Regions from separate parts of the Homo sapiens genome. Here all the other regions are linked to region 1. Evidence: read pairs that join two places in POLR2A ChIA-PET (ENCODE). Cell type or tissue: PC-9. All regions are shown on one strand. Each heading gives the region's core, and the rest is flanking DNA. Links, peaks and the distances in the headings are about the cores only.

Evidence for each region. Peaks named below come from ENCODE experiments on the same cell type or tissue, not always from the same donor. Only the 100,000 strongest peaks of a DNase experiment are listed, where the experiment ranks them.
Region 2: POLR2A ChIA-PET joins it to region 1 with 5 read pairs; 2 of 35 experiments call an interaction of 5 or more read pairs at or near these places.
Region 3: POLR2A ChIA-PET joins it to region 1 with 7 read pairs; 3 of 35 experiments call an interaction of 5 or more read pairs at or near these places.

What each region holds. Positions count from the first base shown.
Region 1 is chrX:115,360,478-115,368,375 of GRCh38, forward strand. LOC107985681 (a long non-coding RNA gene) reads left to right here. Exons shown (of 3, transcript XR_001755944.2): 2 at 7,109-7,249. Among named protein-coding and RNA genes, the nearest start is that of LUZP4, 75 kb to the left of the region's middle. In PC-9, for the core only: no CTCF peak of the experiment used is centred there; a DNase peak (open chromatin) is centred at 4,374.
Region 2 is chrX:115,610,876-115,618,773 of GRCh38, forward strand. All of the region lies in intron 2 of PLS3 (plastin 3), which reads left to right. Among named protein-coding and RNA genes, the nearest start is that of PLS3-AS1, 52 kb to the left of the region's middle. In PC-9, for the core only: a CTCF peak has its summit at 4,655; DNase peaks (open chromatin) are centred at 4,456 and 6,236; H3K4me3 peaks cover 852 bases; H3K27ac peaks cover 2,515 bases.
Region 3 is chrX:115,570,183-115,578,080 of GRCh38, forward strand. The region is part of intron 1 of PLS3 (plastin 3); the gene reads left to right. Among named protein-coding and RNA genes, the nearest start is that of PLS3-AS1, 11 kb to the left of the region's middle. In PC-9, for the core only: no CTCF peak of the experiment used is centred there; no DNase peak of the experiment used is centred there.

The DNA.
Region 1 (7,898 bases), core at 2,137-6,136:
TGGAAAACACATGTCTTCAGTTTCTTTGGCTTGCCTTCAATACCAACAAAGATAGGAGTCCCAAGTCTCTAGTATCCTAGCAATAAGTATGGATTTTGACATTACCAAACACATTGACCCATTCTTGTAGATCTGCAGACTGCCCTGCCCAACTTCTCTGTCCAGCCAAATCCTATTGACACTTTAAAACCTCATCTTCTCTTCCAAGCAGCCTTTGCTGACTCATTCCAATCCTCACTGATATTTCTTCCCTACATCCCTTAAGATTCATTATCTGTTGAGGATTTGGCATTTATTAATATGGCATTGAATGATATTTCACCAGAGGACCCAGTAATGCTTAAATCACCAGACTGCCCTGGAGATGACATGGCATTCCTGCCAGAGTGGTTTCAGGGCAAGGGGGAAGACAACCTGAAGACTCTAGCAGCTCTATATTGTGAACTAAGATAGACCAACAAGTAATAAAACAAGTGCTCGGCTGCCCAATGCACCTCGTACTGGCATGTGCTGCCCAGACATCCCACTTTCTTGGTGTATAGATAGCCACCCAGCCAGTGTTTCCAAAAACAGTGGATTGATCCTTCCAACTGGCTATTGTGAATGGTGATTGAAAGTATCTGCCTCTTAAGTAATGGAGGCAGCGCTTTATTTTTTTATATATATCAACTACATTACTTTCGACATGAGAAACTTCTGCAGCCTGTTTAAAAATGTGAGAAAACGCTGGGTGCAGTGGCTCACGCCTGTAATCCCAGCACTTTGGGAGGCTGAGGCTGGCAGATCACAAGGTCAGGAGTTCGAGACAAGCCTAGCCAACATGGTGAAACCCCATCTCTACTAAAAATACAAAAAATTAGCCGGGCTTGGTGGCGGGCACCTGTAATCCCAGCTACTCAGGAGGCTGAGGCAGGACAATCGTTTGAACCTTGGAGGCAGAGGTTGCAGTGAGTGGAGACCGTGCCACTGCACTCCAGCCTGGGTGACAGAGTGAGACTCTCTCTCAAAAACAAAAAAATAAAAAATAAAAATAATAAAAATGTGAGAAAAAAAATCAGGAAAGCTACAAAATTAACTGTCTTACTAATGAAGACATTTAATAATTTAGCCGATCCCCTAAAATAATTGCCACCAGATGCCCCCTTTCCTGAAATTGGTGCATGTTTGAGTAAAAAGCATAAGCATCTTCAAGTCTATCTTTTCAGCTTCAAACAGGAAAGGATGTTGAGCAAGGAGTGGCAGGAATAACAGGAATTGATGTGACTTCCTCTGATATATTATCAAATATGTATGTAGAAGTGTTTATTATTTTCTACCAGTTTGTAGATATGGTGCTAATGACTGCTCCGTTTTGAGATTGCTGTGACATAAAGCTTACCTTTTCCTGAAAAAAAAAAAAAAAAAGGCAACGATACAATAAAAAGGAGGGCAAAAGGCCATCTTACTTCTCTTTCTATCCCAAAACCCAATCCCAAATCTTAACACTCCAATCGAGAATCGGCCAAACAAGTCAAGAAATAATAGAAGAAAAATGCACACTCATAAGCTCCAATGCCCATATAGGTGTGTGTATGTGTGTGTTTGTATGTGGGGTTGAGAGGTGAAGCCAGCTGGACTTTCTGAGTCGGGTGGGAGAACTTGGAGAACTTTTCTGTCTAGCTAAATGATTGTAAACGCACCAATCAGCACTCTGTAAAAACGCAGCAATCAGCACTCTGTGTCTAGCTAAAGGTTTGTAAATGCACCAATCAGCACTCTGTAAAAACGGACCAATCAGCACTCTGTAAAATGGGCCAATCAGCAGGATGTGGGCGGGGCCAAATAAGGGAATAAAAGCTGGCAACCCGAGCCAGCAGCTGGCAACCCTCTTGGGTCGCCTTCCACGCTGTGGAAGCTTCGTTCTTTCTCTCTTCACAGTAAATCTTGCTGCTGCTCACTGTTTGGGTCTGCACTACCTTTAGGAGCTGTAACACTCACTGTGAAGGTCTGTGGCTTCACCCCTGAAGTCAGCGAGACCACGAACCCACTGGGAGGAATGAACAACTCCGGACGTGTCACCTTTAAGAGCTGTAACACTCACTGCGAAGGTCTGCGGCTTCACTCCTGAAGTCCAGCGAGACCACGAACCCACTGGAAGGAAGAAACTGTGGACACATCTGAAGGAACAAACTCCGGACACACTATCTTTAAGAACTGTAACACTCACCACGAGGGTCCGCGGCTTCATTCTTGAAGTCAGCGAGACCAAGAACCCACCCAAAGGAACCAATTCCGGACACAGGGTGGAGGAGGGGGTGAAGGTTAATGTGCAATTTCTAGATGAGAATGCCTGTGGCTTCTCTTAACCACATAAATGAACAAGCACTGGCAGAGAGACAGATGGCTTAGCTGGCCCAGAGCAGCCCCAGTGCTCTTAGGGAAGGAAAAGAGCCCCCTTCACTTCACTTCAGTTCCTCCTTTCCCCAGCAGGGTGAGCAACCCCTAAAGACCATCGTTATTTTGAGGGCTTTTGTTTAAGTATAGCACATATATTAGAATGTACTATGGTGATGGCCTATGGTGCTCTTGAATTGTTTCATAAATATTTATCCTGAATCCCCAGAAAGATTAGAAACTCATTGAGAGCCAGATCCAGTATCCATGCTGCTTCTATGTCTCAAAAGGCTTAACTGAGGCACAGAGTAAATGGTCAGTCATTATGGGTATGATTGAATGAAAAAATAAATCCTTAATTTTGAAACTCAATACAACCTGGTTTTACAGATGTGAGGATAATGATATGGCATATTCAAAGGACGTAGAAAGGAGTTAGGAACTGGCAAAAGAGTTTAAACCATCAAGAGTAGCTCCGTTGTATGAAAAAAGCATACCCCCCTCAAACCTTCTAATCATAGACTAGGCTCTGTGAGTTAATGACATTTCTTTATAAGACATGCAATGTTTTTTTTTTTTTCTGTCTGGAAGCAATACACATTCAGAAATTGAAGCAAACATCAATAGAACAAAAGCTGCTGTAGCTCAGCTGTTTGGAGAAAATCAATTCAAACAACTCATAATTTGCTGGGTGACACATCATGAAACATTAAGCTAAGTGGCGGCACCTGGCTTCAGAAGCATAATCTCTAGGACAGCTACTAATTTATTCGTGCTGAAAAGGAAAGTCTCCCCTCCCCACTCCTTTCATGTAAAGCTTATAAACCAAAATGAGAATGATATCAAAGGGCTCTAAAAAAAAGAGCTTCCCAATAGACAGTTATCTCTTTGTCAGGTTATTTCATGCAACTTCCTCAAACAAAGCAAAAGATGAGCTGTACTAAGGAAATGTTTTGAGATCTATAAGCTGTGAACAGAACTTATGAGGTTCAATATGAAAGGAAGGTATGCAGTATGGCAGGATATTAGTATAATGGAAGTCTGGTTCACAGTTTGGGAAGGTTGTCGGCAAAGGTATTTTCATTTGTTTAGTAACTGGGGTTAGTGATTAGAAAATACAAGGACTCTGAACCTTAAAAATCATCATGATCGGCTACTTACTGATGAAATGGTAAGTGGAGTTCATGCACACACACAAAGCAGGCAGGGAGGGCCTGACCTTGGGTTGACTGAGAAAGAAGGTCAATGGGAATACATCATTGGTGGTGAAACAAGGCATTAAGTCTCATGGAGAAGCTTTGGGGAGTATTCACTACCATCATTGATCATAAGTACATATTGAAGGAAGATTTACTGCATGGCCAGTTTGAGCCAGCTGAGATGAGGAAAATAGAAGAAATGGAGCCACTTTCCCCAAGTAACATATAATCTAATGAAGACAAGATTAATAATGATCATTGAATATTTACTGTGAGCCAAGTAGTGCTTTACGTAGGTTATCTTACAACATAATCCTCACAACATGCCAGTGAAGCAAGTACTGTTATTCCCTCTATTGTAAATACGAGGAGACTAAGGTCAAATAGGTTATGAATCTTGTTTAAATTCATTCATCCAGTAAGTGGCAGAGCTAACTTGAACTGTGGTCTTACTCCAGAGTCTATGCACTTAATCACTATAGTAGACCCAACTGTAAAGTGGGGATAAAAAGGGTGTCTACTACAGAGTTGATATGAGAATAAATGAGGTAACACTAACAACAGCAAGGAGAGTGCCTGGCATGGAGCCAATGTTCAAAAATGGTTGGCTATCATCATCTTTAATGTCATCAGTGTTTTCCTACCTCCTAAAAATATGAATCCTTTTTACAACAATCTTGACAGGTAGTTCCCAGCTCCTGATAATATATCTCCCCAAGGGCAGGAAGCTCAGTATTTGAGCAGGCTGCTTCCTTGTGCAACAGCTCTTGTTGTTCAGAGGAATTTTCTTTGATCAGCTGAAGTAAACTTCAGCTCTTCTGTAACTTTTGCCTATTGGCTTTAGTTCTGCCATTGAGAATAACACAGAGTAAGCTGATACCCTCTTCCACTTGACTTGACAGATTAAATATGGCAAGAACTAGAGAATCATTTACATTTTTTTAGCTGGAGAACAACAACAAAGAAAAGGGAGGCTAATGAAGCTGTGTCTGATGAGAATAAGCAGAGCTGGATTTGAGAGCAGTGAGAATGGAGACAGGGAAGCCAGTGAGAAGGATGTGGCAGTAATCCAGGTCATATGGACCAGGATGAGAGCAATGGCAACGAGGATGAAGAAGAAGTGCAGATAACAGAAACTTTTCATGTGGGAAAATGGACAGAACTTGGGGTCTGGCCAGATACTGGGGGGGGGTAAATTTTAAAAATCTCATTTATGGTCCAGAGTTTTCAAACATAGCTATTAAGAGAATTCAATTTTTTTTTTGTGGTGGGGGTGCATTTGGAGGGTGGTAAGATGATGATTTTGGATTTGAGTTGACAACCAAAAAAAAAAAAAAAAAATCCGGTAACTAGAGACAGGTGACTGGCAAGAGTTATCTGGGATAAGAGATACACATTTAAAGTCATCAGCCAGAAGGGTTGAATAGGTTAGACAAACTGTTGATGCAGGGCTTCAGATGTTAAGGTGAGAATCTGAACGTGGTCCAGAGGGTGAGGCTGGCCCCATGTGGAACTCTGAAGGAGCTAGTATTAGAAGCCTCTGGCTGCCCTCCCACTCTGTCTTTTTTTGGTGGTGTCTTTCCCTTCCATTTAGGTCTTAAATACCCTTATCTCCCTCTACTTGCCCTCTCTCTTAGTCCGTTTACACTGCTAAAATAAAATACCACAGACTGGATAATTTATAAAGAACAGAAATTTATTTCTCACAGTACTGGAGGCTGGGAGTCTAAGATCAAGGCACTGACAGGTTCCATGTCTGGTGAGGGCCTTATCTTCACTTCCAAGAGGTTGCCTTGTTGCTGCATCCTCCAGCGGGGAGCAACGCTGTGTCTTCACATGGTGGAAAAAACAGAAGAGCCAAAAAGGGGACCAAACTCCCTCTGTCGAGTCATTTTATAATGTTTTATAATCCATTCGTGAGGGCAGAGCCCTCAAGACATAAACAGCTCCCAAAAGGCCCCACCCAATTAGCAATACTGTTGCATTGAGGGTGAAGTCTTGAACACATGAATTTTCAGGGACACATTCAGATTATAGAAAGCTCCTCTTAATATTGTGATGAAGACAAAACTAATTTAAGTGGGTCAAGGTGGTTACATGGCAACAACATAAACTGGGATTCAAGAAACCTGGATTCTAAGCCGGTCATGGTGGCTCACGCCTGTAATCTGAGCACTTTGGGAGGCTGAGGCGGGAGGATTGCTTGAGGCCAGGAGTTTGAGACCAGCCTGGGCAACATGGTGAGACCCGGTCTCTAGAAAAAATACAAAAATTAGCCGGCCGTGCTGGTGCACATCTGTAGTCCCAGCTACTTGGGAGGCTGAGGTGGGAGGATCGCTTAAGCCCAGGAGGTCAAGGCTTCAGTGAGCCATGACTGCACCACTGCACTCCAGCCTGGGAAACAGAGCAAGCCTCTCTCTCAGAAAAAGAAACCTGGATTCTAGACTCAACTCTACCACTCCTCCTTTTGAATCTCAGAAGGGCCCAAATGGCCCTTACAACTAAAAATAAATCAATGTGTGTCCAACCTGCCTGTACTGAACACTGCCCCAGTTAATTGGCTCAGTGCTGCAAACCTATTTCCAGATTCTCCATTCGTTCTTAAGTGCAAAAGACACAGAAGAGCTTAGCATATACTGTTGGAAAGAAAGAAGCAGATAATATGTTTAATGGATAATCCAGAAACAATAGTCTTTGGTCTTGGACTGTAGCCTGACATAGATATCCAGACACATGCCTACTAGTACAACCATTCATTCACCTTCTCCTGAACTCAGCTGTATGGCTTACTGCTGGAGCTGGGTGAGATAAAGTGGTAGAGGAAAGCAGTTACATCAAGTAGACTTCTAATGAGGATTCCAAGAGTTATGTATTTGTTGCATACAGTTTATGTGCAAATATGTATATAACTAAGAATAAAAAGATCTGAAAGGTTATATATGGAAGAGTTGACAGCAGTTCCTTCTGGGAAAGAGACTTAGATCGGGATGCAGGGGTGAGAATGAAAGGAGACTCCCATTAACTCTAGACAGTTTGGCATGTTAATTTTCACGATGAGAATGTATTCCTATGTTACACAAGTAATATATGAAACAATGAAAATGCTTTTCATTTTTAAAAAGAGACAACTGTTTATTAAGTCTGAGAAGCTGAAAAGTTTAGAGTAGCATTTCTGGTATCACAATGATAATGACTTCATGTCTTAGGGTGCTTGGTGGACAGCACCCTCTTCTCCCTTCCATAGATCACCAGCCTTTCTAGCCTCATAGCCACCTGAGAAGCAGAATCAAGGAAAGGGGTGTTTGAAAAGAATGCAGAGAAGAAATGGAGTGTATCAAATGACATCAGGAAGGCTGGCTGGTGGACTATAGGCTCCAAAGGTTAGCCAAGCAGTGTGTCAGGCAGTAAACCAGAGGGTCCGCTTTGACCTCCTACCACCATTTGACGAGAAAACAAGAGAAAATGTGGCTGGTGTGGGTCCACTGCAGAGGTGGGGAGTTCTTTCGTGCAGTAGTGACAATGCCCTGCTTCCCCAGATCTGGCACATTTCAGAAGTTGCTGACGTGTTGATGCCTGCTAAAACACAACGTGGGAAGAAGAATGAATGTGGGCAAGCTCGGCTAGCCACTCAGAGGGAAATGATCTCATTTCTCCTGCTGGGCAACCCCCAGTTGCTGGTAAGTGGAAAAAGACAGGGTAGAATTTAAATTCCACCATTATGTTTTTTTTCTCAAAAGCCACAAGTTTACAGATGATGGCTTATATTGTCTCATGAGCTGTTTATCATAGCTATTTCCAGAAAAGGAGAAGGATTCAGAAATACTGTCTTGGCCAGAATTTCATTCCCTTGCTTCTCTTTGGGGATATTTCCATTATTTTTTTTAATATACAGGAGTGGCCTTTGGCACTTGTTATGGTCTTATGTGCTGACTGGTTGGAAGTCATGAATATTGGAGACTTTAATCCATAATCTGTCTCCCAGTGCAATTTGTCTATGAGATTCCTTTCCTGTCCTGCCAGAGGGTAGTAGAGTTATAATTCATTATCCTGTGATCTTCAACATGGCTTCTGGCACAGTGAGTAAGTTCTTTGTTCTTTTAGGACAGAACTGTCACTCATCACTAAACAGCCCTTCATTTTTTTCCCCAAACACTGACTCATAGAATCATAGATTCTCAGGGATGGAAGGAAGCCGAGAGGTCGTCTAATCCAACCCTTTACTAGTTGACTCCAGGCAGTGCCTAGACATGGTAAATTACTTCATGCCCCAAATAAGTAAAATTTAGTGAAATAAGAAGGGCGATTTGTGAGAGTCAGAGATGGAAC
Region 2 (7,898 bases), core at 2,483-6,482, 250 kb after region 1:
CCTTTATCATCATATAACATGCCTTACAATTGAGCAGCTATGGAAGGTAAATATGGAGTATTTACATTCCAAATTTTAGTGCTTGGGTCAAGTCTATAGACAATAATGAGAAAACAGGGTGAGAACAGCCTACTTATGTAAATACATGAATCAACATGTGCTTAGAGAGGTAGATTATTATTATTTGGTATCTCCTTGACTGAAGGGTACAGAATTAGCTCATATGATGATTTGTTATGTAAATCAGAATTTGCCGTTAGACCTGTGTCGAAAATCCCATTAGTGGAAAATGAGGAAATATACATTTCTGTTCCCATATATTTATGATCAACATTTTCTATGAAGGCATTCAGTAGTAGCAGTGTACCTTGGGAAGAATAATGACCCCAGCCAGAGTGACCATTCATAATCCCATCAAAATTTTAACTAGAAAAAACTGAATATTCCTGAATCTAACATGATCGCGCGCACGCGCGTGTGTGTGTGTGTATAAAAATAGCAGTTAATTACCTTGCCATGGATACCACTTACTGTAAGAAAAATGCTACATAGTTTAATATATAACAGCAAGTGAATTCTTGGCTGCAAGAGTTTTTTTTTTTCAAAATGACTCTCATTCAGTCAAAATAGTCTTATAATTGTTTTAGGAGTGCATTTTTGAACCTTTTTTAAAATTAATATTCATCTTTCAGCATTAGCAGCAGCTTAATTTGTTATTTATGAATAGAATTTCAGAGTAGGCACCATGCCTTATTAAGTACTCATCTCCTCAAGTAAATGCTGAATACAGGTCTTGTCCTCATGTGCAGCATCTTGGAAATAATTACGTGCAATATTCCTTAAAAATTAAAGTTAATTCAGATATTGTTTACCTGATGAGACTTGGAATACATTTGACGAGTAAAAGAACTTCATTGTCCCTTAAAAGCTTAATGACATAAAGAGGATTGACCAATTATCTTCATAGAGGAAGGAGTTAAATTGTATTAAGTAAGGGATCAATGAGAAGTTTGACTGCAAGAAAAGGTCATTGTGGAGCTATTGTTTAAGTAGAGTTTAAGATAGGCGTACAGTTTGCCAAAGCCCCTGCCAGGCATATGTTCCTAACATACTCAGGCTCTTATTACTATATATGCTGTAAAGAATTCTGGAATCCAGAATTTCTGCCTATTGTGAATATTATTCTTTTGTAGTCTCCACTCAGTATCTAGCATAGTGTTGCACACATGTTAGGTTCTCAGTAAATATTTCATTGATTGAAACCCAAGGAACTATATACATAGCCTTTTGATGTACTGGGATTTTTGTCATTATCAACCATACATTCAGAGGGCCTTTGTTGTGAAGATTTTCATTACAGTGGAATTTATTATTAAAGGTTTTTGCCATTAAATTGTAGCATATAAAATTTATATATATTTTTCAGCATAATAAAAGCTTGTGTGTACACTCCATCTTTTAGAAACTCATTTAAGGACCCAGCCGAGTCTTTCGATTTTCTTTAAAAAATCTTTGTAGTTTTAAGTTGTTGTTACTTACAGAACCCTCAGGCAACCGTCAAAGGTGTTATAGAATTTTTTTTCTAATTCAGGGACACTTTATTTTAAAAACAAGCTCTATAACTTATTATCCTGTGAAGGACAGTTTTTCCTTTTTGTGGGGGTGGGTTGGCAGAGAATAGGAAAGACTACTTTGTCTCAGTTCAATTGCGACAAAATATGGAAATCATTAGATGATTTTCCCCATCTATTAACAATAATAGCCTTGATTATCTCCTTAGAAATTCAGCAAAATCATAGCGTGTGGAGAAAATCTCTGTAATTACTGCTAATCATAGGTTTTGTTCAATCAATTAATAGTGCTTTGAAACTCTCTTTACTAGCAATAAATTGAGTATTAGAATTTAAAGTTCTCTTTTCACTCACTTTCTGCACCTGCTTAGTTTTAAGCTCCAAGCTCATGTAATTATTTTAATTTTCTCAACAATTGTTTCCAGTGCTTCCCAGTAGCAGAAACGTTAGTTATCAGTTTTTGTACTTCATGATGTTTCAAATTTAATTTAAATGCTGTAATACATAACTATTTCTAAAGAAGAATAAATAAAACCTTTCAAAACACTTAGGTATTAATATTTTACCATCTAGAAACTGTCTTTTACATTCTAAGCCTTTAATCTTGCTATGGAAACTAGTGGTCATTTGGATGATTACTTGTCATAAAGAAAAATTCATGTAATGTAAACCTTTGCAGAGTTGCTTTAGTACTGCAAACACTTACCTTGCCTTGCCTTTTTTCCCTCCTGAGCACTCACTACTGAGGTTTTTTAAACATGAATTCAGCACTTTTGAAATAAAAGAATAATGGGTTTCTTAAATGACTAGGAATAGTATGGGTGTATTCCTTTGAGGTTTCCCACCAAACTAAGCAAAAAAAAATTGGTTGTGGTGATTGTAGCTATACCAGACTTCTCTCATCCTAGGAAGTTGAGTTGTTTCAAATTACTTGATATTCGCTAGTATATAAAAACCACATCAGGATGATGCCACAAAAAAAAACAGTGCTTTAGTTTAATTTACTTTCAGTATTCAATAAAAGAACACCAGTGCATATTTGTTTAATTATGCCTTAAAACAAAAACAAAACTATAGCCCGTCTAAAAAAAATGAAACTAATCAGTGCTCTTTCATTGTGCCATCTGGTTAATTATATATGGATTATTAGAAGTGGAGGTCTCGGGATAGTCGGAAAACCATGTTTCAAAGGTGTGGAAGCTAGTTAGGAGTACACATGTGTGGGTGCATGGGTAAAAGCAATTTTTATTTTTATTTTTATTTTTATTTTGAGACTCCTGGGCTCAAGTGATCCTCCCACCTCGGCCTCCTAAAATGCTGGGATTACAGGCTTGAGCCATGGTACCTGGCCAGCCAGGTATATTTTGCTTCATGCACTAGATGCGTTCCTGAAAATCAGCAAGCCAACTGTAAATGGATTTTATGTAGTGGGATATATTTTAAATGTAAAGAGAAAATCTTATTTTTTTAAGTGAAGCCTGCTTTGAATTTTTTTATTTTTTTATTTTTATTTTTAATTATTTTTTGTTTATTTATTTTTTTTGAGACGGAGTCTCGCTCTGTCACCCAGGCTGGAGTGCAGTGGCGCGATCTCGGCCACTGCAAGCTCCGCCTCCCGGGTTCACGCCATTCTCCTGCCTCAGCCAGGTGGCAGACTACAGGCGCCTGCCACCACGCCCGGCTAATTTTTTTTTTTGTATTTTTAGTGGAGACGGAGTTTCACCGTGTTAGCCAGGATGGTCTCGATCTCCTGACCTCGTGATCCGCCCGTCTCGGCCTCCCAAAGTGCTGGGATTACAGACGTGAGCCACCGCGCCTGGCCTACACACATGTATTTTTAAAACGAGAGTTGCAGCAGGGGAAAAATGATGGCCAAACTGCTGGAAATTTTGAGTCAGAAAAGGACTGATAAACATTTTTGATTGCCTGGTCTCACCCTCTAAACTTGTCCAGCCTTCTGCTGTACTTGACCTCCATCTTTGGAAATCCACTAGTACAGTGAATTCTAAAGCAGCAACCTCCAGTCTACCCTTAGCTGGAACTCATTAAACTGCCTCTTATATTTGCTGCAGTGAGCTACCTCAAAAGGTATAAGCTGTGAGAAGCAAACCCCATGTTTAGCTAAGCATCTGGAGATGTTTAGCAGCTGCCTTTTCTAAGGATTTAATGCCTAATGAAAGCTTGATTTCACTGCTTAGATCTTGGGATGGAATATAGTTTAAATTCTTCTGCCCAAGTCTTTTGACCGAGTCTTTTAAGTCAGTATTTTGTGAGCTTTCATGGGCATTCAGGATTGTGTATGTGTGTAAACCCATTATTGTTAGATAAATAGATTCCTTTTGTCATTTCTTTAGTGCAGAAAATTTGTAGAATATGTTGGTCAAACCAAATTGAACTTTTAAATCCAGCTTTTCCAAAAGGATATGCATCTGCACTTGCTAGGCTTTCTTCTTTAAGTCCTAATGAGCACTGTCCTGAGTGGGCTAATAGAGAGGTCGCATGTGTATTCCAGATGAGGGCACACAATATGTGACCTCTTCATAAAGAAAGACACCAGATTTAGACAGATTCAAGGATGTTTAAAGCAACACACACACACACACACGCATACACACACAACCCGAGCGTCAAAGAAAATCCTAGTCTTTCTTACTGTCAAATTTATGAGACAAAGTAGCACCCCAAAAGACGCTTTTGAAGTGATAGATTGCAGCACGTACCACCTGGACATGGGCAGTGTAAAACAGCAGCTAAAATCAAAACCACTTGGATTCTGGCTTAGCTTTCTCCAGACAAGTACTTAAAATAGCTTAAATAACAGGATGCAAGGGGAGGGAAAACATTTCCTTTTAAGGATATGCATTCTTGGTGTGATTCAAACTTCTGCAGGAACATGGCTGTGTAATAAGTTTATTTACTTTAAGGTTTACTTAGGGGAGGGCGGCGGGGGAGTTAAATAGTATTTAAAATAATACTTGGTAAAAGAGAATAATGAGATTTCCTTTAAAACAAAATGCAGATGTGAACCTACACGTGTCATCAGAGAGAGAGAGAGAGAGAGAGAGAGAGAGAGAGAGAGAGAGAAAGGAAACAGTCCTTTTAACAGTTGATTCTTTTCTTATGAATTCAGTCAGTGGCCAATATGAAAAATGGGCCTGTCTGGTGCAGCACTGGGAGCTGCGTAGTGATTTTTTTTTAAGTATCATAATTTTCTTCTTTTAAAAAAAAACGCTTTGTCAATTTACTCAAATTTAGCCCTTTACTTTCTGCCAGAATTGTGTTCAGTGATAAGGTAGAGTTTCCTTTATCCAGCTTCTCCTTAATGTCCAGCCATACTGACCATATTTTCTAAACCAAAAGGTTGAGAAGTGCTGGCATTGAAACTGCACTGCACAATATAGGCAGTATGGTAATTTATGTCTGCTTTATCAGCTGGTTGGAAACTATGATGCTGAAACAGAAGAGTCTTCAAAACACAGAGCTTTTCCCACTCCATACCAATGTATAGTTAATGAGAAAATGGCAAGTGAGCCAAAAAGGTGTTGCAGAGTATTGGCAGCATGAATGAGAAAATAAAGGACTGCCATCATTCCTGGTGGTTGTGATTTTAGTTTCCAGTTGTTAAAACGACTTCCAATCTAGGTATGTTATTTTGGGTCAGTTTATTATTAAGTTCTCATGTTTATGTCAAAACTCAGAATAGGAGAAATTCACCATCAAACATACTGAACAGCAACATTCTAATTCCAATGCTCTGTTTTTAAAGTGGACACTGTAACCACAAATAAGGACATAGTCTTATGATTTCAAAAAATTAAATTGTCTTTTTGAAAAACCTTGCCACATTATTCTTATTCTCATTTTGCTTTTGAATAACAAAAAATTATCCAAAATTCATTTTGGGTTATTTGGAAATCATTCAGGTACCTCAGCTATTTTATTTTACACATAAGGAAAACATGACTCAAAGACTATCATTTAGCCAGTTTGTAAAACGAAACTACTTTTCTCCGATGTAGAAAATTAGATTGAATAGTCATCAGCATTTATGTTTATTTTTTAAAATTACAAGTTAGTCTTAGAAGTAGACTAAAAGTTGTGAGCACCTGATGAGATGGAAGCTTTCTAAAATCCCATTATGCTACCTTTTTACTGGCCTTCCAAACCACGTTAGATCTTTGATATTGTTTAAGGATGTGTTTTTGGTTTTTTGACTGAGGGTTCGAAATAAAATTAGCATAAAACTCTTTAAGAATAATTGCATGCTATTTTGTCTCTCAAGTACTTTACCAGCTGGGAGGTTTTGTAAAATTAATTGCTAGCTGCATTTTTAGGCTCCCTCTGCCTTCTTGTTTAAATTGAAATTATTTTCTTCAAAATATATGATTTAAGAGCTCTAAGAAAGGCTTGATAAAATTGACTCTAACTAACACTAAAATGCCTTTGATCATGGGAGGTAGTGTAATTTGGACTAACACTGGGGGCTAAACTATGGGAAAATGGCAGAATAGGTAAAACTTTTAGAAGACGACGCACATTCTTGTCATCCAGGAAAGCCTAAGGATATGTATTCGAAGTGACTCAAAATTTTTACAAGGATTTTGTAGCCACAGTTTCAAGTAAGACCCAGGGGTTCCGTTTGATTCATTTCTGTATCTTTGGTATGTAGCCCAGTGGGTGTCTTCCCACAGGGTAGGTACTCAGTTTGCTCTGGAGGGTGACTCATACCTAAACAAGTGCACATCTCCTTTCTCAGTAAAGCCAAAGCAGGTTTCTACATTTGGAACAAAAGAGATCCTGACCAGAGAGCTATCACTGGTGGTCCACTTGGGCCCTCCTTGATGGGTGTGTTCACTTAGAAAACCAAATTACAGATCTGAAGGCTGCTGGGTAGGGACAGGATTAGAACAAAGGGAATGAGATTGAATGTTATTTAAGGGATATTTCTGTCAAGTTTTGGTTTCTCGATGAATTGCCATTCAGTCTTTGAGTGCTATTTCTGTATTTCTGTCATTGTTGTTTAGTTTTGTTTCTAAAATGCTCATCTAGGATTAGAGCATTCTTTCTTTGGTCAATTCCTGAGAATCAGTGATTCTACAAAAATAATTTTTTTCCATTGCTTATTATACACAAAAGATTGTGCTACATATTGGGGTGGGAGATACAAAGATTTAAAAGAATCTTTATCGGGAGATTTGCAGCCTAATAAGGAAGTTTGTCATGTAATGACAAATTCTTATTCCTCCAATTTCCTTTAAAATTTTCCTGTCCCTTTCTAAAAGCATTTCTTACTACTGCCCTTACTTCAAAATGAAATTTCCAAATGTGGTTATTTTATGTTAATTATGTTTTAGGGTGGCTACTTCCTGGCATCTTTTAATCACATCAGTGAACTGTCTTCTAATTAATGTTCAAGAGAGGTTATTTCAGGGAGGATACAGGCAAATAGTAATTTCTCCCTGCGACCCAAACTTCTGGAGTTTTTTGTTTTTGCTTTTGAGACAGTGTCTCACTCTGGTGCCCAGGCTAGAGTGCCATGATGCCATCATAGCTCACTGCAGCCTCGAAATCCTGGGCTCAACTGATCCTCCTGCCTCGGCCTCCCAAAGCGCTGGGATTACAGGCATGAGCCACCAGTCCCAGCCACCAGACCTGTAGTCTAACCTAATACAAATAGGCAGCCAGATAAACTTTCTGGGCCTTAGTCAGTTTCATATAGCTTTGAATCCACTGTAGTTCTCCCACATCTAATTTAAAACATCTCTACCTTCCACTTCCATTATAACACTGAGAATACAAAAAGAACAAATCCTGTTACATACCTGTTATATACTCCAGTCTAAACTAGAGTCAAAGCACAGTGGCTCATACCTGTAATCCCAACACTTTGGGAGGCCAAGGTGGAAGGATCATTTGAGGCCAGGAGTTTGAGATTAGCCTGGTCAATATAGTGAGACCCTGTCTCTACAAAAAATACAAGAAACAAAAAGTTAGCTGGGCATAGTGGTGAGAGCCTGTAGTCTCAGCTACTCAGGAGGCTAAGGTGGGAGGATTGCTTAAGCCCAGGATTTCAAGGCTGCAGTGAGCTATGATTGTGCCACTGTACTCCAGCCTGGGCAACAGAATGAGACCCTGTCTCTAAAGATACTTTTTTAAATTAAAAAATTGGCTGAGCTTGGTGACTTATGCCTATAATCCTACCACTTTGGGAGGCCAAGGTGGGAGGATCACTTGAGGCCAGGAGTTCAAGACCAGCCTGGCCAACATGACGAAACCCCATCTCTACTAAAAATACAGAAGTTGGCCAGGCATGGTGGCACTGTAATC
Region 3 (7,898 bases), core at 2,483-6,482, 210 kb after region 1:
CGTTGGCCTCCCAAAGTGCTGGGATTACAGGCATGAGCCACCGCGCCTGGGCCAGCTCTCCCATTTTATATCTCTGTGGCATTGAGGAGGTTTCTTAACTCTCTGAACCTCAGTTACCCCATGAATAAAATGAAGATAATACACTCACTTTTCACTTTGTTCTCATAATTATTATATGAGAACACTTATAAAGCAACTAGCATATGGTAGGTGCTCAATAAGTATTTTCATTTACAGGTTGATTAATGTTGCCTTAGATGATTTTTGTCAGGCATCTATATCTACCTCTTTTTCTCTAATTTGAGTACCTTCCTACCTTCCTTTTTTTTTTTTTTTTTTTGGACAGAGTCTTGCTTTGTCGCCCAGGCTGGAGTGCAACTGTGCGATCTCAGCTCACTGCAACCTTGACTTCCCGGGGCTCAAGCGATCTCCGTGCCTCAGCCTCCCGAGTAGCTGGGATTACAGGCGTGTACTACCATGCCTGGCTAACTTTTTTTTGTAGTTTGTTTTTTAGTAGAGATGGGATTTCCCCATGTTGCCCAGGCTGGCAAGATTTTAGAAATTAGTGGGGTTTTTTGTGTTTTATTTAATGGTATTGGAAAAACACTCCTTTTATTGTTTTTCATTGTGAATGTGAAGGATTCTAGCCATGTTTCAGGTTGAAGAAGCTTCTTCGCTTAGCTCAGAAACCTGTTTATCGTTTAATTTATTCTTTTTTTTTTTTTTTTTTTGAAACGGAGTCTCACTGTGTCGTCCAGGCTGGAGTGCAGTGGCGCGATCTCAGCTCACTGCAACCTCCGCCTCCGGGTTCATGCGATTCTCCTGCCTCAGCCTCCCGAGTAGCAGGGACTACAGGTGCCCACCACCATGCCCTGCTAATTTTTTGTATTTTTAGTAGAGACGGGGTTTCACTGTGTTAGCCAGGATGGTCTTGATCTCCTAACCTCATGACCACCCACCTCGGCCTCCCAAAGTGTTGGGATTACAGGCGTGAGCCACTGAACCCTGCCATTTAATTTATTCTTTTGTGAGGATATGTGGAGAACTAGCCAAGACCCGTCACAGTGGTTTACGCGTGTAATCCCAACACTTTGGGAGGCCAAGGCGGGCAAATCACTTCAGCTCAGGAGTTCGAAACCAGCCTGGCCAACATAGCAAAACTCTGTCTCTACTAAATATACAAAAATTAGCCAGGCGTGTTGGCCCATGCCTATGTACCCAGCTACTTGGAAGGCTGAGGCACAAGAATCCCTCGAGTCTGGGAGGCGGAGGCTGCAGTGAGCCAAGATCGTGCCACTTCCCTCCAGCCTGGGTGACAGAGCAAGACTCTGGAAAAAAAAAAAAAAGAAAAAGAAAGAGAGAAAGAGAAAAGGAAAGAGGAAAAGGAAAAGGAAAGAAACAAGAACTCACCTTCAAAGGAAAATTGGAAACATGGCTCAGTAAATTACAGACACCGTTATAAACTCAAGGCCGCTAACAAATACAGCTTAAATCAGAATGAAAGGTAATAGGTAGTGTTGATACCTGACTTGTGGAGGAGGAAAAAAAAGTAGGGGCAAAGAGAAAATATATTATTGAAAACTTAAAATGCTGAGGATGGCAGAGGGTTATAAAGTAAACCAATATGTTTTCATGATGACATGTAGCCTTTAAAAATGGCTGAATCTAAAACATACTTATGATGCCCATTATTTTATCTAGTGGAAATTTTCAAAAGCAAAAACCAGGAAATGATGAAGGCTATTGACACATTCAGAAAATATTCTGAGCAGTTTGTGGGTCTCCATTGTAAAGCTACAGTTGAATCATTTTTACAAGTGGGTATGAATAATTACAATTTTATATTTTGTCCTGTGGTAATTAAAAAGCAAATAGAGCCAAATTATCATTAAGTGTAACTAACAGAAAAGTAATATTGATAGATTTACATGTTTAAAAATATAAGCCAACCCATGCATTCAGTATTTTATCCTCAAACAAGGTGTTCCAGCTTTAGTTGACACTCAGATAAAAAGCAAACTAGTGGCTGGGCATGGTGGCTCACATCTGTAATCTAAGCACTTTGGGAGGCTGAGGCAGGAGGATTGCTTGAGCCCAGGAATTCAGAACCAACCTGGGTAAGATATCAAGACCCTGTCTCTATTTTTTAAAAAATAAAAATAGAAAATAAATTTTAAAAAAGCAAACTAGAATATATCTAGTAGGTGCTAGCAGAAGGGGAAAAATTCTCTAAGCAGAGATTTGTGTAAAAATGAAGGGAAGGTTAATAAGTATCTAGAAACTGTAAGTGTTGTATAAAAGAAGGCTTATAGACCATTGGTAAATAGATGTAAAACTCAAGGAAACTTTTAAACGTGCCCAAAGTTCTTAAGTATATATTAAGATGGTACAAACTACAGATGAAGTAATAGTTAACCAAATATACTAACATGCACAATTGCTTAATTAGTCTATTTGTGGAATGGTTTCATTATTCATTCAACTACCATAAGTTTAATGCAGACTGTTAGGTGCTAGGGCTACAAAGACGGATAAGATACTCCTCCAGTCTAGTAGAACAGAAAGACACAAAAATAATCTTGGTTCTCATGAAACCTAAAAATATTCATAAATGTAGAAAATGAATTTAGACCGTGCCCGGTGGTTCATGCCAGTAATCCCAGCAATTAGGGAGGCCGAGGCAAGTGGATACCTGTGGTCAGGAGTTCGAGACCAGCCTGGCCAACATGGTGAAACCCCGTCTCTACTAAAAATACAAAAATTAGCCAAGTGTGGTGGCAAGCGCAAGTAATCCCAGCTACTTGGGAGGCTGAGGTGAGAGAATTGCTTGGACCTGGGAGGCAGAGGTTGCAGTGAGCCGGGATTGCGCCATTGCACTCCAGCCTGGGTGACAAGAGTGAGACTCCGTCTCAAAAAAAAAAAAAAAAAGAAAAAAGAAAGAAAGGAAAAAAAAAGAAAATGAATTTAAATACAGCCTTTTTTCTCAGCATAAAATAATTTCTAAATATAAACCTTGTGTGAACAAAGAAATTCACTTATAACCCAATATAATCAAATCTAAACTAAGAACAAATCTCATTTAAACATTGTTATTTCTTTGCAATAATTATTGCATACCAAAAAAGAGCCCACTATGAGTTAATGTTACTTAAATAGAACATTGCTCAGCCTACAAATGAAGGTCAGCAGACACCAGTGTCTTGGAATAAAATAGCCCTTTGGCAAGAAAACGAGCCACACCCCATTTAGTTTTTACAAAAATAAAATTCTTTCCAGCTTTACTAAATTGTAGATGTTGCGCCCAGCATGTACTTCTGCAGTAGTTGATTCTGCAGCTGTGGAAATATTCATGTATGCAGAAGTCCCCAAAAACATCTATTCACCATTACTTGCACATGCAGCTCTTATACTTTCTGTAGTAAAGTATTCCGTTAAGTTTTATTTTGACTCGTGGATAATAGCAAGCAACTACAGGTATAGCTGACACCTTAATTTCCTGCCTTGAACTTCTGGCCACAGACTTTATTTTTTTATTTTTTGAGATGGAGTATCGCTCTGTTGCCCAGACTGGAGTGCAGTGGCATGATTTCGGCTCACTGCAACCTCCGCGTCCCAGGTTCAAGCAATTCTCCCGCCTCAGCCTCTTAAGTGCCTGGGATTATGGTGCACACCACCATGCCTGGCTAATTTTTGTATTTTTTAGTAGAGATGGGTTTTCACTGTGTTGACCAGGCTGGTCTCGAACTCCTGGCCTCAAGCGATCTGCCCACCTCGACCTCGCAAAGTGCTGGGATTACAGGCATGAGCCACCTTGCCTGTCCCATTGTCACAGAATTCAAATTGAGCAGGAATACGTAGGATTTCAAATCTAACAGTTGTTTCATTTGGTGGGATAGCATCAAAGCCATGTACTGTGACCACTGTATATGGTTTTCTTCAAGAGCAGCAATAAATTTCTGCCATGTACCATGGGAAAGAGCTGTACTTTTAGGGAGAAAGGAAATAAGCCCTGAGAAAAAGCCCCATTTTCCTAGTTCCTTTCACAGTTCACCTGGCACACAACGGGTCTTGATATTTATATTTGAAAGAGTGAAACATGGATGGCCATAAATGCTCCTTGCTGATAACGATTGAATTGGGAAAATCTAATCAGGAAATCAGTGATTTATGAATTACATTGCATAAAATACATAATGATGGGAGCCTGTAAGAAGACTAAACAAATGGCTTCCTTAGTTTATTTTTCCTTTAGGTTTTAGTTGTTTTCAGTGAATATTATGAGTGAATGTTATCGATAGTGTTTTCATTGTGAGAACTGCTAAACTGTAGAGTCAAAGAAGAAATTGGGACATATTAATATTTTGACTTTTATGCCAGCTTTATTGAGACATAATATCATACTTTTTTTTTTTTTGAGACAGAGTTTCGCTCTTGTTGCCCAGGCTGGAGTGCAATGGCACGATCTCGGCTCACCGTAACCTCCGCCTCCCAGATTCAAGCGATTCTCCTGCCTCAGCCTCCCTAGTAGCTGGGATTACAGGCATGTGCCACCACACCTGGCTAATTTTGTATTTTTAGTAGAGACAGGGTTTCTCTATGTTGGTCAGGCTGGTCTCAGACTCCCGACCTCAGGTAATCCGCCCACCTCGGCTTCCCAAAGTACTGGGATTATAGGCGTGAGCCACCGCGCCCGGCCCCATACCATCTATTTTTATAGATTTTAGTATATTCACAGATAACATGCAACCTTCACCAGTCAATTTTCAAACATTTTCATCACCTCAGAAAGAAACCCCATACACTTTAGCTATCACCTTCCACAGCACTCTACCCCTGCAACCCTAAGCAACCACTGAACTATTTCCTGTCTCCATTGAGTTCCCTGTTCTGGACATTACATATAAATGGAGTCATATAATAGGTGGTATTTTGTGACTAGTTTCTTTCACTTAGCCTAACATTTTCAAGGTTCACACACCTTGTAGCAAGTATCAGTACTCTATTCCTTTTTATGGCTGGATAATATTTCATTGTACACCATATTTTGTTTATCCATTTGTCCATCGATGGATATTTGGGGTTGTTTCTACACTATGGCTATCATAAATAATGGGACATGCAAACATTAAGTGTCTATCCATGAGTCCCCTAATGAGTTAGAGGTGGTGCTGACAAGATAACATTTCACTTATTACCACTCTGCTCTTAATATAAATCCTTGCTTTGATTAAGCACTACCGATTTTTCCATCTAAGTTTTTTTGTTATTTTTTGTTCCTTGAGACGGAGTCTGGCTCTGCTGCCCAGGCTGGAGTGCAGTGGCACCATCTCGGCTCACTGCAAGCTCCGCCTCCCGGGTTCACGCCATTCTCCTGCCTCAGCCTCCCAAGTAGCTGGGACTACAGGCGCCCGCCACCACACCTGGCTAATTTTTTGTATTTTTAGTAGAGACGGGGTTTCACCGTGTTAGCCAGGATGGTCTCAATCTCCTGACCTCGTGATCCACCCGCCTCGGCCTCCCAAAGTACTGGGATTACAGGCGTGAGCCACCGCGCCTGGCCTCTATCTAAGTTTAGCTATTTTTTTTCTTGTTTCCTGATGCTTATTGGCTTATCATCGACTTGTTCTCAATAACGTTTTCCTTAGTAGTATTTATACTGGAATAATAGAAAGCCTGTAAATGCTGTATAATCATCTTTTCTAAAACTTATTGTATAATAAACATTTAGCACAGTTTTGTTTAATCACATTTTTTGAACACTAAGGAGCAAAGGCAAGCAGTATTAAGGAGTACAAAAGTACATGATAAATGCTTTGAAATGCAATGGGTTCAATCAACCAAAAGCATTATTGAGCACAGCTAATATATTTACTTTTAAATGTACTATTCAAGTGTGAAATATATCCATATAGAACAAAATTCAAAACTCACAAAGGGCCATAATGATAAGTAAATTAGCCTCTAACACTTAATATTTTTAAGAAGACATTAGTGTTTTACGTTTAGGTATTTTGACAGTAAGTTTGAGGGAGTCTTTATCTTTTGACCTTTTGGGGTGAATATGAGAATGAAGGAATATAAAAAGATGATTAAAAGAATCACCAGGCCGGAAATGACGGCTCATGCCTGTAATCCCAGCACTTTAGGAGGCCGAGACAGGAGAATCACTTGAGCTCAGGAGTTTGACACCAGCCTGGGCAACATAGCGAGACCTCATCTCTACTAAAAATAAAACAAAATTAGCCAGGCATGGTGGCGTGCGCCTATAGTCCCAGCTACTCAGGAGGCTGAGGTGGGAGGGTTGCTTGATCCCGTGATCACGCCTCTGTATTTCAGCTTGGGTGAGAGAGATCCTGTCTCAAAAAAATAAAATAAAATAATATCCTGCAATTTCAGATTATTCTTTTAAGCACCCTTGACCCCAGATTCACCAGATCAAAACAGCTAATGACTCATAGAACTTTACTCTGTCATTATTTTCCAGATTCAACCCACAGCGAAATTTTTGGGATCCAGTCTCCTTACTCTTATGGGCAGGCGGAACCTTGCAGATCCTTTAGGAAAGGATAGGCTTCCCTGAGAAAGGTGGGCTGGAGTTAAGTCAAAAAAAAGGTGCAACTTTCTGGAGTCCCATTTAGAACTTCCTGCGTATTTAATAGGCCTTTGCTAATTATTAACAATGTGCCTGGCACACTAACATAAATAAAACAGTGTGCCATCGTTTGAAGAGCTGAGTCTAATCCACCTACTGATTTTTACAAAGGAGGCAACTGAAGTCTGATTTTGGCTTGCCTCAGCATAGAGTGCTCCAGGACAATGGTGGAGGATCAGGTCGCCATCACTGGAGACCCAGATTGTAGTAATGGAACTGATCCATCATTCTTCTCACTATATATTTAAACTCCATGTCCAGGGTCAACTTTGTTTAGTAGCAGTGCCTCTTCCCTGAATCAGTTTGTATCTACACTTAATTTCTTTCAGAGATTAATAAAATGACAAATGCTATCTCAATAAAGTTACCATGAACTCTCTGAAACTCATATCACCCATGACTAAAGCAACTTGCTTTGAGTCTGACAAGCTCTTCCCTAGCTAATGGAAATGCATTAGCAATAGCTTTACAGTGGTAAGCTATTTTTCTAGGTCATATTCAACCCAGAGTAGTCACATGCTGACAAAACTTCAATCCTAAACACTGATCATAAAGAGTTTCCTATATTGTATGTAATATATCCAAAAGTTTTTGAAAACTCTAATTCCAGTATATTGAATATACATTATAGGGTTTATCACTCCTGATTTTTTTTTTAATTGAGACGGAATCTTGCTCTGTTGCCCAGGCTGGAGAGTAGTCCCGTGATCTCGGCTCACTGCAGCCTCTGCCTCCCAGGTTCAAGCAGTTCTCGTGCCTCAGCTCCCCAAGTAGCTGGGATTACAGGCGTGCACCACCACGTCTGGATAATTTTTGTGTTTTTTGTAGAGATGGGGTTTCGCCATGTTGGCCAGGCTGATCTGGAACTCCTGACCTAAACTGATCCTCCCGCCTCGGCCTCTAAAAGTGCTGGGATTACAGGAGTAAACCACCATGCCTGGCCCACTCCTGATTTCTTCTAAACTGGATTTTATCATTCTCAGAGTCAGTGTTTCCTCTCTGTATTACTCCTTGCCTAGAAAAAAAAATGTCCATTTCATTCATCTATTCATTGACTTATTCAAGTACTTACCGAGCACCTTATATATGTCAGATACTATTCTAGGCACTGGGGATTACAGCCGTCAATGAAACAGACAAAAATCACCGTCTTTATGAAGCTTACATCCTACTAGGGGAGAGATAGAAAATAAACAATGATTTTATATATTATATGCTAATGTGTTATGGAGAAAAAGTAAGATTA